2 separate regions of the Homo sapiens genome follow, and region 2 is linked to region 1. Evidence: chromatin loops called from intact Hi-C (ENCODE). Cell type or tissue: chondrocyte. All regions are shown on one strand. Each heading gives the region's core, and the rest is flanking DNA. Links, peaks and the distances in the headings are about the cores only.

What was found. Hi-C counts contacts between places; a loop is a spot of excess contacts. Peaks named below come from ENCODE experiments on the same cell type or tissue, not always from the same donor. Only the 100,000 strongest peaks of a DNase experiment are listed, where the experiment ranks them.
Region 2: a loop joins it to region 1, with 2.9 times the contacts of the local background. A loop is called at or near these places in 2 of 110 quality-filtered maps.

What each region holds. Positions count from the first base shown.
Region 1 is chrX:24,394,482-24,397,292 of GRCh38, reverse strand. No RefSeq gene overlaps it. Among named protein-coding and RNA genes, the nearest start is that of SUPT20HL1, 35 kb to the right of the region's middle. In chondrocyte, for the core only: CTCF peaks have their summits at 1,129 and 1,339 (motif pointing left); no DNase peak of the experiment used is centred there.
Region 2 is chrX:24,739,415-24,742,225 of GRCh38, reverse strand. It overlaps POLA1 (DNA polymerase alpha 1, catalytic subunit), which reads right to left. Exons shown (of 37, transcript NM_001330360.2): 20 at 2,676-2,811; 21 at 722-851; 22 at 105-224. Among named protein-coding and RNA genes, the nearest start is that of POLA1, 47 kb to the right of the region's middle. In chondrocyte, for the core only: a CTCF peak has its summit at 1,295; no DNase peak of the experiment used is centred there.

The sequences.
Region 1 (2,811 bases), core at 100-2,599:
AGCCAAGCAGAGCTGTACTTTTATTTTATTTTGCTCTTGGCACTCAACTATAATTCCAGGCATAACATGGGGTCTCTGTATGTTTGTCTTTCCCATTAGGTTGGAAGCTCCCAGAGGAGAGAAACAGTGTCGTTTTAATCCCTGCATTGCCAGTAATGCCCAGCACAGAGCCAGGCCAGGAAAGATGCTCTCTAAATGACTATGTGCCTTGTTCCCCACAGTTGTAACTAGTTTGGAATTCAGTTTCACAGCTCTTTGCTCAGAAATACAGGTTTCTAGCAGAACTATCCTTGAAATAAAATGTAAGAAAAGAATTTCCCAGTGGAATTTGTTGGGGTTTTGTATTACCTCTTCTCACAAATCTTTCAAAAGACTGCTTTCCTCCATTGGGTAATTTCAAACATTTTTACCACTGGGTAACATAGCTCATTAAAGCAGTAATTTTCCACTTGCAGGTACAAAAATGAAAAGAAGACTGGCCAAAACCATTCGCCAAAGAAACATGGCATCTGTTCAGAGCTTATTATTTTTACTAGCTGCCTGCCAAAGACCACAAACCAACGGAGGGCTCTTACTCAACACAGACAACTGTATTCTAATCGACATTGTTCCCTCTCTTAAGTAAGCTTACCAAGTGATAGCAAGTGCCACTCAAGCAGTAAAATGAGAAATGGAAACATGAGGCTTAATGTAGCATGAACATGGGGTTTTTTTAATTGCTTTTTTAAGAAAAATTTGGAGGGAGCAAAAGGATTGAACAGACATGTCAATTTCAGTGAGTAATCCCGCTTTCCATCCTAGCCCACTCTGCCCTCACCTTTCGCTTTGATCTTCTCTCCAGTTGGCCTGATATTCATGGCAGAAAAAGCTGGTCTAACCACACTTTCCTCTTTCCATAAAGGCATTTTATGATGTTTCCATGCAAACCCAATATTCTTACTGACAGTGAAGTAGGGGACAGAGGCAATAAAAAAAGTGGATGTGAAAGCTTACAATACAAAAGAAGAAAGGCTCTTCTCCCAAGTTATGAACAGCTTCTAAATCACATAGAGCATCAGCATCGGCAGAAAATAGATGTGTATGAAAGATATGCTTATGTGTTACATAAATCTATGTGTCTGCCTGCAAAAACTGATAATTAAGAAGCAGAAGAAAGTAATCAAGACTTGACTCTGTATCCCAAAACTCAGGAAAGTGCCAGGGTTGTTTTGTCATTGGTGTTTTTCCTCCCCAGTAATAGATTCTCTTCCCTCTTCCACAAGCATTTTGTAAGGCTATGTTTAGAATAGACGTCAGAGCTGGGAAACCAACCTGCAAAGCAAGACTTTCCCAAGGGTGTCATCTTGTGGTGCTTCTGTGTATTACAACATTTCTTCGACCTGATGCAGACCACAGCTGGAAACAAGAGGCAAATAACTGTGAATCAGTCCTTTGATTTACAAAGTTGAATCAGTCCTTCGATTTACAAAGTTGAACCTTTGCGACTTGGCATTAGATAGTGTGTGGTGGGTGTCAAACACACAGGTGCTGAGAGATGGTTTAAAATTTTTAAGTGCTGCCATAATGTGGAAGTCATACATCAGGAGACAGAATGTTTGGTCGGCCTGAACATTCAGCTAGTTTCATAAAATAGCACACTCAGCACCCCCCTTTTTTTGTATCAAGCCATAAAAATGTTTACAGGCCGGGCACAGTGGCTCACACTTGTAATCCCAGCATTTCGGGAGGCCGAGGTGGGCAGATCACCTGCAGTCAGGAATTCGAGACCAGCCTGACCAACATGGAGAAACCCCCGTCCCTACTAAAAATACAAAATTAGCCGGGCGTGGTGGCGCATGCCTGTAATCCCAGCTACTCGGGAGGCTGAGGCAGGAGAATTGCTTGAACCTGGGAGGCAGAGGTTGCGGTGAGCCGAGATCGCGCCATTGCACTCCTGCCTGGGCAACAAGAGTGAAACTCTGTCTCAAAAAAAAAAAAAAAAAAAAAAAGGTTTACAAAGGGTCACTGAGGAAAGATTCATGAAAATACAACTTCTATAGAAAGGACTTAGAATCGCTGCATTTTAGAGATAGAAGAATCCCTTTAGAGGTGGGCTTAAGCTGGGGACCATAGTCCTGCTTTAGGAAAAATGAACTCCTTGAAATTGAACATAAAGAGTAGTGTTGGCACATACCGGCATTTTAATACATAGAGAATCTATCATTTTTATCAGATTATCAAAAGAGTCCGTGGCCTAAAGAAGATTAAGAACTAATGCTTGGGGCCAGGCGTGGTGGCTCATGCCCATAATCCCAGCACTTTGGAAGGCCAAGGTGGGCAGATCACTTAAGGCCAGGAGTTCGAGACCAGCCTGGGCAACATGGTCAGGGGGGAAACCCCCTGACCATGGGGAAACCCCATCTCTACTAAAAATACAAAAATTAGCCGGGCATGGTGGTAGGCACCTGTAATCCCAGCTACTCGGGCAGCTGAGGCAGAATTACTTGAACCCGGGAGGCAGAGGTTGCAGTGAGCCAAGATCGTGCCACTGCACTCCAGCCTGGGCGACAGAGTGAGACTCTGTCTCAAAAAAAAAGAAAGAAAGAATGCTTGAGATCCTAGCCTCATATCCTCTACAAAAATTCTGTCTACAACAGCCTTGACAGATTCAGTTACTCTCAGGTTAAACTTTACTGTTGTAGAGACACCACTACCTTGAGGCAGTTGTTTAATGCTAATTGCTTCTAAGCATTCAGAAGTTTCATACTGCGTTGGACTGTCAATGGAATGTCAACCCACTGGGCTTAGTTCTACTCTCTACCCTACCACAGC
Region 2 (2,811 bases), core at 170-2,669, 340 kb before region 1:
CTATTTTGAAAGCAGATGTTATCACAGAAAAAAAAGGCTATCTAGGTATTAAAAGGGGGGGGGGGGTTAAGAGAAAACAAAATACTACACAGTTTTGGACCCACCAGTTTTTGCTGAGGCTTTCTGAAAATCTGCTTGTCAGGCACAATATAGTTGTTTTCGTAAAATGCATGAAGCAACAAGAACTCGTTACGCTCGGATCGTCCACCCATCAGCGTCCTGGACTATTAAATGGAATTTATTTTTTAAATTTGAGCTCAAAACCACAACTAACAAAAGCAACTTTGAGTCAGTAAGTTTAGTCACAGCACCTCCTTCAAAACTATTCCTAATAACGGTCTGCTTTTTTTTTAAAAAAAAAAAAGGTACTAAATTATTCCTAACGTTTTCTTTAAGCATTATAGCTAAAGGAGACAAAGAGAGCTTAAAATATTGACAACTTGGCTATTTATTTACTCCCAAATGGACCATTCCACTAAAAAGACACATCCAGATGTTAGAGAGATGATCCGTATGTTCACCCAAATTTCAACACGCTGCACCTGGCATTCCTCCCCTTCTCCCAACCAGTTCTTCCTTTTACAAAAGAAATCCAGCTTTCAGAATCCAAGTTACTCATTTTATAAGCATGCATTTAGACTCATTATCATATAACAACTACCCCAAGCAAACACTGAATCCAACAGGAAATGCTTTTTCCCCCTTTCTAAGTTAAATTTACCATAATGTTCCCAGCGATGTTAGTGATCTGCAATGCTAATGGAAGAACATTTAGCTCACACATGATCTGCAAAATGAACTTGGCATCTTTCCAGGTGTGTTCCAACAGGTATAACAGTTGAGAAGATTCACTGTACAGAAAAGTAAGAATGAAACAGAATCAAGTAATTAAAAGAAACAATGCCTATAATCAGAACTTCACAAAATATTATAAGGAATTCTGGGTGTAAGTAAATTCAGAGCAACAGCACCTTGGCTTCAGAAACAATTTAAAATAAGGTCAGTATGTAACTAGGAATTCATTCATACCACTGATCCCAATGCTTTTCTCCAAAACACACACACACACACACGCGCGCACACACACACACACACACACACACACACACAAAATCCCATAAGGAAAAACTGAAGTAATATAATAACTACAAGCCTGAAAACTACCTAAATCCTTTCATTCATTCCATCCAGTGAGTATGTATTGCATGCTTACTATATGCCAGGCATTGGCTGTGACCAAAACAAACAAAACTTCCTATCCTCCTGGAGCTTATGTCCTCACGGGGGAGACAGAGTATAAAAAAAAACAAAGAAATTAAGTATATAGTATGTTATATAATGTTAAAAGTTAAGCAACGGGAATATTAAGTATCAGAAGCAGAGACTGAAATTTTTGTTAGGAAACAGTGGAAGATTTTACTGAGAATGAAGATCTTGAAGAGGTGAGGGAGCAAGCCTTATGGAAAGAGCATTCCAGGCAGACAGGATAGCACATTCAAAAGTCCTGAGCTGCGTGCAAATCTGACAGTTCCAGGACTAGGAAAGAGGCCAATATGGCTAGATCAGAGAGAATGATGGAAAGAGCAGTACGAGATAAGGACAGAGTTAACGACATAGAGACACATTGTAAAGGACCTTGTAAGTAAAAATAAGGACTTTAGTTTTTACTCTGAATGAAACAGAGAGTCACTGGAAGGTTCTGAGCAGAGTATCACATCTGACTTGATTTTAGCAGGATAACTCTGATTCTGGATTGAGAATCGACCACAAGGGGGTAAGGGCAAAAGTAAGGGGATAGGCATATAAACCCAGTAATCCAGGGGAAAGAGGATAGCAGCTTGGATAGGATGGGTCCAATGCAGTTGAAAAGAAGTGGTCAGACTTAGATCTATTTAGAAGATAGAACTGATAGGATACCCTGATGCATCTACTGTGGGATATCAGAGAGAGGAATTAAAGATGCCTCAGACATGTGGGGCTAAGTAAGACTCTGGAAGTTTCCAGTGATAATGGAAAAAATACACCTATTAATTTAGTAAGGAAAGACTATAGGAAGAACCTAGGATAGAAGATCAGAGCTCAATTTTGAACAAGCTGGGAGTTCACATTAGATATCAAGTAAAATAGGTAAAACAGATACACTGAGTGTGGAATTTAGGGAGGTCTAACCTGAAGATACACAGGTGGGAAGCATAGCCATCCCATGGTATTTAAATTCCTAAGACTCAATGAGATCACCTAGAGAAAGAACAAAGTCAGAAAAGAGAAGTCCAAGAAAGAACTCAGGAAGAACTAGCAGGAATGAATGAGAGATGGCCAGAGGAGTAGGAGGAAGAAATAAGCAAGCAATACCTCTAACTTAATGATTGCTCAGTTTTTATATTTCTAAAATATCTACCCTAATTCCTGAATAAATGAATTAAGAGTAGAAATCTAAATCCAAACTACTGTTAGGAAACATCAAGATAGTGTTAACACAGGTGAGGGAGACGGAGATAAACTGATCAATTACAATAATTCAAGAGGTAAACTAGTTCAAATTATGAAAGTAGTAGAGACAATTTCCCCTCTACAACACCACTGGCTCATGTCCCTCCAGACTAAGGATAGTACTAGTAGTGTCCTGCTGTTGTTAATTTCAAGACAGATGAATTCTGAAGAATCTAGGATCATACCTGTACATATTTTGTATATTTTCCATTGGGATTACAACCCTTTCAGTTTTTAGAATCTGCTGAACAAGTTCAGACAGATGGTAGCTTTTACAACGAATCAATTCCTTTGCTGAAATTTCCACATCACAGATCATTC